Linked DNA regions of Homo sapiens: region 1 is linked to region 2. A link is an interaction called in ENCODE POLR2A ChIA-PET data of the cell type or tissue named here. Cell type or tissue: GM12878. All regions are shown on one strand. Each heading gives the region's core, and the rest is flanking DNA. Links, peaks and the distances in the headings are about the cores only.

The links. Peaks named below come from ENCODE experiments on the same cell type or tissue, not always from the same donor. Only the 100,000 strongest peaks of a DNase experiment are listed, where the experiment ranks them.
Region 1: POLR2A ChIA-PET joins it to region 2 with 5 read pairs; 1 of 35 experiments calls an interaction of 5 or more read pairs at or near these places.

The regions. Positions count from the first base shown.
Region 1 is chr3:39,292,499-39,297,874 of GRCh38, forward strand. It overlaps a transcript of CX3CR1 not described here. Among named protein-coding and RNA genes, the nearest start is that of CX3CR1, 15 kb to the left of the region's middle. RefSeq lists enhancers at 2,394-2,463, 2,504-2,643, 2,684-2,843, 3,646-3,695. In GM12878, for the core only: no CTCF peak of the experiment used is centred there; DNase peaks (open chromatin) are centred at 2,873 and 3,861; H3K27ac peaks cover 3,046 bases.
Region 2 is chr3:39,344,369-39,349,744 of GRCh38, forward strand. No RefSeq gene overlaps it. Among named protein-coding and RNA genes, the nearest start is that of CCR8, 17 kb to the left of the region's middle. RefSeq lists an enhancer at 2,422-2,471 and a silencer at 3,054-3,264. In GM12878, for the core only: no CTCF peak of the experiment used is centred there; a DNase peak (open chromatin) is centred at 2,582; H3K4me3 peaks cover 531 bases; H3K27ac peaks cover 1,530 bases.

The DNA.
Region 1 (5,376 bases), core at 169-5,168, 52 kb before region 2:
TTTTTTAGGGATGATTGTCTCCACTTGAAAACCAAGAAAACAGAGGCACAGAGATAATAACAGTTAAAACATAGTAATAGACACTGTTTATTAAATGTTTACCATGTGCCAGGACCTGTGCTAAGTAAGTGCCTTCTATTTATTATTTTGTTTAATCCTCCAGCAATGCTAGTAATTGTCCTCATTTTACGGATGAGGATAAGGAGGCTCAGAAAAGCTGAGTGTCTCTCCCAAATTACACAGTTCAGGAACTGGAGCTGCAGTCTGACTCTGGAACCTGAATTCTTACTTACCACACTGTACTTAACAAGTGTGACTCACTGTAGGCACCAGTCTGGTAAAGGATGAGCACAAACTGGCATCTGTCTGCTTTGACACCCTAGACAATCTTCTTTCTACAACATCACACAGGTTCAGATGTCCTCTTTCAATATCTGGAGGTAATGATATAGCTAGAAACAAAACAAAACAAAAGACCAGTTACAGTCAGTTCTTTGGGGTAAAAATGTTGGAAAGACTAATGAGGGCATACTCAGGGCCCCCGAGAGGGGGTATGCACTTGCTGTACTATGAGAGTGAACTAAGGTCTAGGTCAAGCTCTAGGCCAAGCCTATGACCTAACCTGGCTGTAATTCACGTAAAGCTGCTGTGTGTGCTAGCTGCTTCCTGGAATATTGTTCTAAAGCACTTCTGGCAGGTGTCTGAAGCCTGTGCCAGTGAACCAGTCTTTCCTGGGAGTAGTGGTTGCAATATTATGATGTCCGGAGCTGTGCTGTCCAATACGATGGTCACTGGCCACATGTGGCTATTGAGCCCTTGAGATATGGCTAGTCTCAGTTGAAATGTGATATAAATGTAAAATATTTGCCAGATTCTTAAAGACTCAGTATTTAAAAAGAAATGTAAACTATCTCATTAATAATTTTTATGTTAATGACATGATGAAACTATATAATATGCCTTACATTAGATGCCTTACATTTAATATCTTATTAAAATTAACTTTACCTATTTCCCTTTGCTTTTTCAATCACACCAGGAAATTTTAAATTACCTACATGGGCCGGGTACGTGTAGCCACTATGAACTCATTTCAGTTCTCAAACGCCCTAAGCTTTCTCCAGCCTTGACCCCTTCCCCTCCATCCTCACTACTTAGGTAGCTCCTTAGGCAGCAAGTCTGTTCTATAGAGACCTCCTGTGACCCCCTAAGCTATATTAGGTCCCCCACTCTGTCAATTATCTCAGTCCATTATTTCTTCTTTGTGAAATTGATGACACTTCATCACCATCCTCTTATGTGTGGATGTGTTTAATGTCTGTCTCCCCCACTAAACTGGAGCATTATGAGGGTAGGGATGGTGTTTGTGCAGCTGTGTCCTGGTGTACACACAGTCACTCTCACAAGGATTTGTCCATGACTGCTTGCTTGCACAATTAGGAGAGAAGTTGCCACTGGCCGTCGTCGTCATCCAGTCTGAGCCGGGCACTCTGCATGCCTTATCCTCACTCCCCACGGCAACCTTCAGGGGTGCGCCACTGCCACATTTCTGCTGTGGAGCAGCCCAGCGGCTTGGGAAGGGAAGTCACTTGCCCACAGTCTCCTTGTGGGGGAGTGCCCAGGCAGGACTCGAAGCCAGGCCTGGCTGCTTCCCACTCTGTGTGCCTCCTTCCTTGCCAAGGGTGCCCCTGTTTTCAGGTCCCATCTCAGAGAGACTGCGCTCATCCTGGCCAGCCTTGGCTCTGCTCTGTTCTTTGGGAGATCCCAGGGTCAGAAGACCAGGAGGCCAGGTGGGTGATGGGTGTAGATGCTGAGTGCATGGGCCGGGGGCACTGAACCCCAAGCTTGGGGTTGGTTCCAGCCAGATGGGAGCATAGGAGCTGACAGCAGGTCCGTGTGGCCTTGCTCCTCCCAGGTGCAACCCTAGGGGTCCCACACAGCGTGCTGAGGTGCTTGCCCTTACCTCCCAATTCCTCACGGGTATGAGTCCATGAGAATAGTATGGGGTGCATGGACGACCAGGCTGGCAGAAAACAACCTTGACAGGCCGGATGTGAGCAACAGCAGAAAAAGTCAAGCACTTCGATCACAGAAGAGCAAGGGCCTGGTTTGAAAGGGCTTCTTTGAGAAGAGACTGAAAGGGATGTTCTGAGGACCTATTGACAAGACGAGCTAACCACTTCACAAGGGGCCCCTGCCCTCCTCTCAGTGGGAGCCCTGCACAACCCCACTCCGAATTCACCCACATCTTAGAACCCAATGAGCAGGCCCTGCAGTCCTGCTTTCCTAGTCCCCTGCCTGGCAGAGAAACGCTCGAGGAGACAGTAATGTTGATTCAAGTTGGCCAAAAACAGCAAAAGTTCTAAAAGCACAAGAATAACAAGGGATCTGCCGGATACTGAGTGGGGCAGAGATCCTCCTGGGGGAAGGGACACAGGAGTGGAGAGGTCAGAGGCCCTGGCTGGGGGAAGGATGAAGCCAGGAAGTCCACATGACAGGCTCCCCAGTGTCCTGGGAAATGTCTGTGGGCCCTACTCTTGTTCTGGGCAAGGGGTAAGGCAGCCAGACACAGGGGGCAACACCTGACCCTGTGCTGTCTGGAGTTATCACTGGAGGCTCAGAGGGAAAAACTGCATGAACCATCTCAAGGGTTCCTTGAATTCAGCTTTGCACATAAAACTCACGTCGCACTGGTAGGCTTTGAAGATTCCACACTGTGAATGACCAGGCCACAAAGGCATACCCACTCAAGTGACACCTAGGCTGCAGGACCAACCAGAAAGGCCTTTGGAAACCCCCTCCCATGGACAGCTGGCACACAGAGGCTTCATGAAACTCCATTTACTCAGGGTCATTGATTCCTAACAATGGGCGATACTGGGGTTCAATGTATGACTTCATTTGGAGTTTCACTTTGAGTGAATAGTACATTGTATATGTTTTCGCTTCACGGTGAATAAGAGCTGTGCACAGATTGACTGGGAGTAGAAATTGACAGCTATTTTAAAAACTGCTTTTTAGTCATTCTTTTAACCCTTCTCACAGCTGTATGTCAGAAGCAGGTTCTGGCTGGCTGGAGTGCTGAGCCCTAACATGCTGTGCCTCAGTTTGCTGCTGTGTACAATAAGAGGAAGTGACCATGTTCTCCCCTAGAACCTCTCCAGCTCTACACCGCTGGTGTGCATGCCCTCTGTTTGCCAGATCACCCAGTTCTAGGAGACAGGGCATTCTCTTGTAGATGTACTGCATGAAGTATTGAGCTAGGCTAAGGGTGGATGCAGAACTTTGAATTCCAGTGAGTCTGTCTGGAAGCCTCTGAGACATACCAATGTCATATCCTGGGAGGGATGGAAGACTATGGCCTGTGGAAAAGAAAGAGGGAGAGAGGGGAAAAAAGGAGAAAAGAAGCAATTTCCAGATAATAGAGGTGTAAGAATGTCTAGAGGACCCCCTCCTGATATAGAACACCTAGGATGCTGGATAATTACTCAAAAATACCTTTTTAAATAAATGGTTGATCTGGAAAAAAGGTGAAGAAAATCCTCAGAGGCAGAATGCAAATCTGCTGGGTGAAGGAAAGGCTGGAGCTCACATTCACCCTGGGCCCTCTGTGGCCCCTTAAGGCCGGGAGCCTGGCCTTCATGGGTCATGTGCCTGCAACGTGGAAGACAAAGACAAGTTCTGGGCTAGGAAGGGTGAGATTCTATCTGAAGCCCAAACAAAACCAGTATCCCCAAAGGGGAGCTCCCTTTGTAAGTGAAGTAAGAGTCCCACCCCAGTCTCATTTCCACACAGAGGGGAAATTATATAACGATGCCTACATTGGCTTTGGCTCCAGTGAGTAGAAAAAAAGAAAAGTCCTCTCCAGAACTCTCAGCCACAAACCTGTGTTCATGCATATTGGGGCTGAATTTCACACTTCCTGTGTGGCCAAAAAGCCAATCAAACACAGAGGTCCCAGGTTGGAAGTACCCCAGAGTACTGGGTGAAGTAAAGGCAAGTCCCCTCTGGAGGAATGTGCGTTACAACTGGGCCTCAAGGAATAGCACCATTTCCATCAGGGCTTGCTTAGTTCCTTCCCTAGGCAACAGAGGCTGAGGCAAAGCCTGCATGGTGATGCCATATCAGAATGTGAAATTCAACAGGAACAAAGTGCAGGAAGAAGTGAAGTGAGGCAGGGAAAGAGGAAAGCAAACACAGAGTGGTGCATTCCTGAGCTGGCCATAGCTACAGCAGGAAATGTAGCTGGTTATGCAGGCTCTCTGCAAAAGGCCCATGGAATGGCCCACTGCAGTAATTCACACTTGTAATCCCAATGCTTTGGGAGGCTGAGGTGGGAGGATCAATTGACATCAAGAGTTTGAGACCCAGCCTGGACAACATAGTGAGACCCCATCTCTACAAAAAATTTAAAAAATTAGCCGAGTGTGGTGGCACACAGCTGTAGCCCCAGTTACTCAGGAGGCTGAGGTGGGAGGATCACTTGAGCCCAAGAGTTCGAGGCTGCAGTTAGCCATGATCATGCCACTGTACTCCAGCCTGGGTGACAGAGTGAGACCCTGTCTCTAAGAAGCTTAAAAAGCCCCTGGAACCACTGCTTCTTGGAACTGTTGGCTGTGGAAACAAAGGACAACAATTCATTCCTCACCCCTTTCTCTTCTCTTATGTCTCTTTGATCAACGTTTTCTTCTTTGTTTTTTTTTTTTTTCTTTTTTTTCTTTTTTTTTTTTTTTTGAGACAGTCTCACCCTTGTCCCCCAGGCTGGAGTGCAATGGTGCGATCTTGGCTCACTGCAACCTCCGCCTCCCGGGTTCAAGTGATTCCCTTGCCTCAGCCTCCCAAGTAGCTGGGATTACAGGCACCTGCCACCATGCCCCGCTAATTTTTGTGTTTTTAGTAGAGATGAGGTTTCACCATGTTGGCCAGACTGGTCTTGAACTCCTGACCTCAGGTGATCCACCCGCCTCAGCCTCCCAAAGTGCTGGGATTACAGGTGTGAGCCACCGCTCCCGGCCAGGTCAACATTTTCTTTATGGAGCATTAACTTCCCTGAACTTTCAGGTTGTGTTACCTAGGCTCTCTAGTTAGCCACTGGGGAAATCAGAGCCTCCATGGGTCCAGGCAGATCAGGCCTAGAAACCAGAGCTGTTGTGTCTCCCAGTGTTGTGGGCATGATGGAGGCAGTGCCAAAGCCCAGCCGTCATCCCTGGGGAAATGAGACAAGGAAGGTGGAGGCCTAGACTTGACAATCCTGGAGATTGCATGAGCCACCTGGGAATGCTGTGTCTGGAAACAAGCAGATAAGGTTCAGAAGGCGAGCAGGGTTGAGGAGTCCTGGGGAGGCACAATAGCTATGTCTAGTATGGATGTCAGTGA
Region 2 (5,376 bases), core at 80-5,079:
AGCAGAGAAATCTATCCTCACTCCAAAAAGGGACAGTATCTTACAAGATATTTTGCTATACAAAAAGCCAAGAAAAGTTAGTCCAGAACAAAAGCTGTCAATGCCTTCACTCAGAAGATGGGTAGAAACATTAGAGACTCATTGAGACTTGATTCCCAGGAGGCATACATGTCTAAACTAAATAAAGACCTTCTACATACTAATATGAAAAAGACAGATAATCAGTAGAAGGATGGGCAGGGAATATCAGCAGACAATTTTTGAAAGAGGAAGTCTAAATGGTCAAAAAGTGAAAGAATACATGCTCAACTTCACTAATAACTAGGGAAATACACATTAAAGCCATGATAAAATATCACTATAAACCCATCAGAATGGCTAAAACTTAAAAACTAACAATATTAAGTGTTGGAAAGGATATGGAAGAAGGGAACACTTATACACTGCTGGTGAGACTAAGTGATCCAATCACTTTAGAAAACTGTTTGGCATTATTTACAACACTTGAAGATACACATGTCCTATGACCTACCAATTCCAATCTTAGGTATAAATCCAATAAAAATGCATGCATATGTGCACCAAGAATGCTTATAGGGACATGATTCATAACAGCTCTTTTATGGGTTGAATTGTACCCCCCCAAAAAAGAAAATATGATGAAATCTTATTCCCTGGTATTTCAGAATGTGATCTTATTTGGAAATGGGATGTTTGCAAATCTAACCAAGTTAAGATGAGGCCATTAGGGTAGACCCCAGTCCAATATGACTAGTGTCCTTATAAAAAGTGAAAATGTGTACACAGGCACACACAGAGGGAAGATGATGTAAAGCCACACAGGCAGAATACATGTAACAAGGATGGCAGAGATTTGAGTTATGCAGCTGGCAGCCAAGGAACACCAAGCATTGCCAGCAAACCACCAGAAGCTAGGAAGAGTCAAGGAAAGATTCCCCTACAGGCTTCAGAGAGAATGTGGTCCTGCTAATACCTTGACTTCAGACTTCTAGCCTCTAGAACTTTGAAACAATACATTTCTATTGTTCTAAGTCACCTGATATGTGGTACTTTGTTACAGCATCCATAGAAAACTAATGTAAGCCCCAAAATGGAAATAATATCTATCAATATCACATCAATAGTAGGAAGGCTAACTTCAATCAGAAATAACAATTTCTGAAATAACAATAGATAGAAATAGCTATTTAAAAATCACAGTTATGGCCTGGGAATGGTGGCTTATGCCCATAATCCTAGCACTTTGGGAGGCCAAAGCAGGAGGATAACTTGAGGCCAGGAATTTGAGACCAGCTTGGGCAATATAATGACACCCTGTCTCTAGAAAATAAAAAATAGGCTGGTTGCAGTGGCTCACACCTGTAATCCCAGCACTTTGGGAGGCCAAGGCAGTCAGATCACTTGAGGTCAGGAGTTTGAGACCAGCCTGGCCAACATGGCAAAACCCCATCTCTACTAAAAATACAAAAATTAGCCAGGTATGGTGGAGCATGCACCTGCAATCCCAGCTACTCAGGAGGCTGATGTAGGAGGATTGCTTGAACCTAGGAGGTGGAGGCTGCAGTGAGCTGAATGAATAAAGAAATAATAAAATAAAAAATAAAAAATTGCACCTACACAAAAAATCATGAATGCATCTGACAAATAAGATGTTTACCATAAGAAGCCAGACACAAAAAGAAACATATTATATGATTTCATTTATATGAAGTTTAAAAGGTGGGCAACTAAACTATAATGTTTAAAAATGCATGCTTATGTGGTGATGAACTATAAACAAAAGCAAGGACAGGATCACTGCAGAAGTCAGGATACTGGGTATTTGGGTGGGAGTAGGTGGGGCAGGGAAAGAATGAGGTAGTAGCTGAATCAGGGAACTGGAAGCTTCTGGGATACTGGCAATATTTTGTTGATTGATCTGAGTAGTGGTTACACAGGTGTTAACTGAGCAATATACTGTTATTTTGTGTGCTTTTCTGAATGTGTGCATATTTCACAATTTTAAAAGTTTTATACAACTGTTGTTTAAGTCACTTATAAGAAAAGCTCATAAAAAAGAAGGTTATTTTGTAATTTTCATTCAACAGCATCCTTACTGAGTCAATGGCTTAAAGTCATTCCATGAAAACTAATGCCCAAGCATGTTTTTAGATGTTGCACTCTTGAACTTGATGCCATTAGATATGGCATAAAGAAGTGATTTCTTTGGCTAGAGAACTGTAATTTGCAAAACATTATAAGAAAGAGATTGACTTCTTTCATGACACCATAAGGAGCTTTGCTGACCTGCTTCCCAATGAAACTGGTGAAAATGACCAAAAAAAAGTAGTCATTTAAAGTCTCTGGAAATGGTTCCAACAACAAAGAACAAATGAAGAAACATCTATTCAAGAAAACCTGTAAAAATTTGATAAAAGAAAGCAAAAGTCTATGGTAGTTAAGACCCCACCACCCCAGCTCAATATGGTGGAGACTCCACTCTAGACTGCTACACCTAAAAAAGCACAGGTCTCCTTCTCCCCACAGCTTCTGAAACTGCCTTTGCAAAATTATGACTGAGATAGTGAAAGAGATCTAACCTAACTGACTTCACCTTGCTTTTAACCTTTAAGCTGTCCTTGTTCCTTCCTGGACGTGGGCTGAACTAACTTTGGGAGGAAGTTAGTTTATAGTTTATAGTTTAAAACAAAGATGATAACAGTCCTTTCCCAAAACAAATCTCCTTCTTGCCTGGGGACTAGACTGCCTTTGTAGGACTAACAAATTAGCCACAAGATTAGAAATTATGGTTTAGGAGTCATGCAGCTGGAGTCTGGAAGATGAGGCTGTAAAACCTAGATAATCAACTCCTGCACAGAGGGAGTGCTTTCTGGGTAATCGCCAAACTTCACATACATATGATGAGTCCCAGTAAAAAGAGTGGGTCTTAATGAGCACTTTCCTTTCCCTTTTTTGGGGTCAAACTAAGATAAGAAAGCTGGAAGCTTGCATGGGGGTGGGGGGATGCCTGCAGCTGCAAAGAGGTACCTAGGACCAGGCATGGAAATTCCCCTCCTCTTTTTAACTCATGCAGAGTGGGAAGGAGATACCCAGCATAGGAGGAGCCCAAGCTAAGAACCCACCTGCATGACAAAAGAGTGGGATGGGGGCTGCCAGAGATTCTGCTCTATGCAGATGGCACACCTGATCCCAACCAGTTTTTTGTGCTCTACATAGATAAGATACCCCCTCCCCACTAGCTCATTTATGAAACACCTTATGTTTTACTGCAGTATGGCAACCCATATGTGACTCCTCTCTGTAGCAGAGAGCTGTTCTTTTCCTTTCACCTATTAAATTTCTGCTCTAACCTCACCCTGCGTGTGTCTGTGTTCTTGATCTCCATGGCCATGAGACAAAGAATCTCGGGTGTTATCTCAGACAACGAGGCTGCTTCAGAAAGAGCTAGGGGAAAAGGCAGCTGACAGGAGCTTGTCCAGGAGCAGAATAAATATCAAACACTGACTTCAGAAACTATTCTTTCAAAGGAAATACAATTTCTTTGGTTTAGATTATAAAGCTATTTTTGCCCCAGGACATTGTTGAAAACAGTGGAGCAATCAGCAGGCAATTAGTGAAGATTTAACATCTAGGTGTGGTCAGAGAAAGAGAAGTGGCCTTTACCAATATCACTGTCATCCCAGGATAACTGTAGGCATACCCAAAACTGTCTTTCTGAGGAGCAATGTCAGAGGCTTCATTAGCACTGTGGGGGTTGGGGGAGAGTGTTTAAACTTTACTAGAATAATCCAGCCAGCCAATAAACTGATAAATAAACAAATAGCAATAGCAAGCTCTGGGGGTGGAGAAACTGGTACCCAGAATTGATATTACACATAATCTGAAAGGTCAAATTCCCAACAAAAAATAACAAGGTATACAAAGAAACAGTAAGGTATGATCATATACCAGATTAAAAAAAAAAAAAAAAAAAAAAACAGGCGGCTGGGCATGGTGGCTCATGCCTGTAATCCCAGCACTTTGGGAGGCCAAGGCAGGTGGATCACGAGGTCAGAAGATCAAGACCATCCTGGCTAACATGGTGAAACCCCATCTCTACTAAAAATACAAAAAATTAGCTGGGCATGGTGGCGGGCACCTGTAGTCCCAGCTACTCGGGAGGCTGAGGCAGGAGAATGGTGTGAACCCGGGAGGTGGAGCTTGCAGTGAGCCGAGATGGCACCACTGCACTCCAGCCTGGGTGACAGAGAGAGACTCCATCTCAAAAAAAAAAAAAAAAAAAAAAAAAAAAGCAGAGGTAATAGCTCTCACAAGAAGTCTCTGGCTAGCAAAAGACCAAAAGACAAATATTTACACAGATTCCAAATATATTTCTGCCACTTTGCGTGTTCATGAGGCTATTTACAAAGAGAAAAGACTTTTAACTGCTGAAAGTAAAAAAATAAAGTACAAGGAAGAAATTCTATGGCTCTTAAATGCTGTATAGGCCCCAAAAGAGGTGGCAGTGATGCACTGCAAAGGGCACCAAAAAGCAAGAACACTAAAGGCTAAAAAAATAGAAAGGCAGACAAAGAGGCAAAGCAGGCTGCAATGACAACTCCACCTTCTAAAAAGAAAGCCTTAGCTATGCCTCTCCTCCCAGAGATTCCCCTCCTGGAGATCCTGAGCTACTCCAAATGAAAGGGCTTAATTTGCCCAGAAAAATAAAAACTACATTGAAAAAGGATAGTAAAAATTCTCCAATGGGAGGCTAGCCATACCTGAAATGGTGGCCCCCAGATTTGTAAAAGAGTTCCACCAAGGAACTCACATGGAGAAAAACAGCACTAAAGACATTATTAAGGCATCACTTCTATATGCCATGGCTCACTGCCATTACTCAAGCCATTTGTAAACAAGCAGTGTTTAACTTGCACTCAGAACAATCCACGACAAAGGCCTACCTGGCCCCCGGGAGATCAGAAAACAAAAGCCATGCCCTGTGAAAAACTGCTTATGGACTTCACCGAATTGCCCTGAGAGGGAGGCTATCAGTACATGTTGGTGTTCATTTGCACCTTTTCAGGGTAGGTCATGGCCTTCCCCACCTGGACAGAGAAGGCACTAGAGGTAACCGAGGTGTTAAGAGACATTATTCCCAGATTTGGACTGCCTCTAACTCTAAGATCAGACAATGAACCAACACTTGTGGCTGAAATAGTTCAAGACTTAACTCGACTACTAAAAATAAAATGGAAATTACATACAACCTACAGGCCACAGAGCTCAGGTAAAGTGGGATGCATGAACTGAACACTCAAACAGCTGCTGAAGAAATTTTGTCAAGAAACTCATCTAAAGTAGGATCAGGTCTTG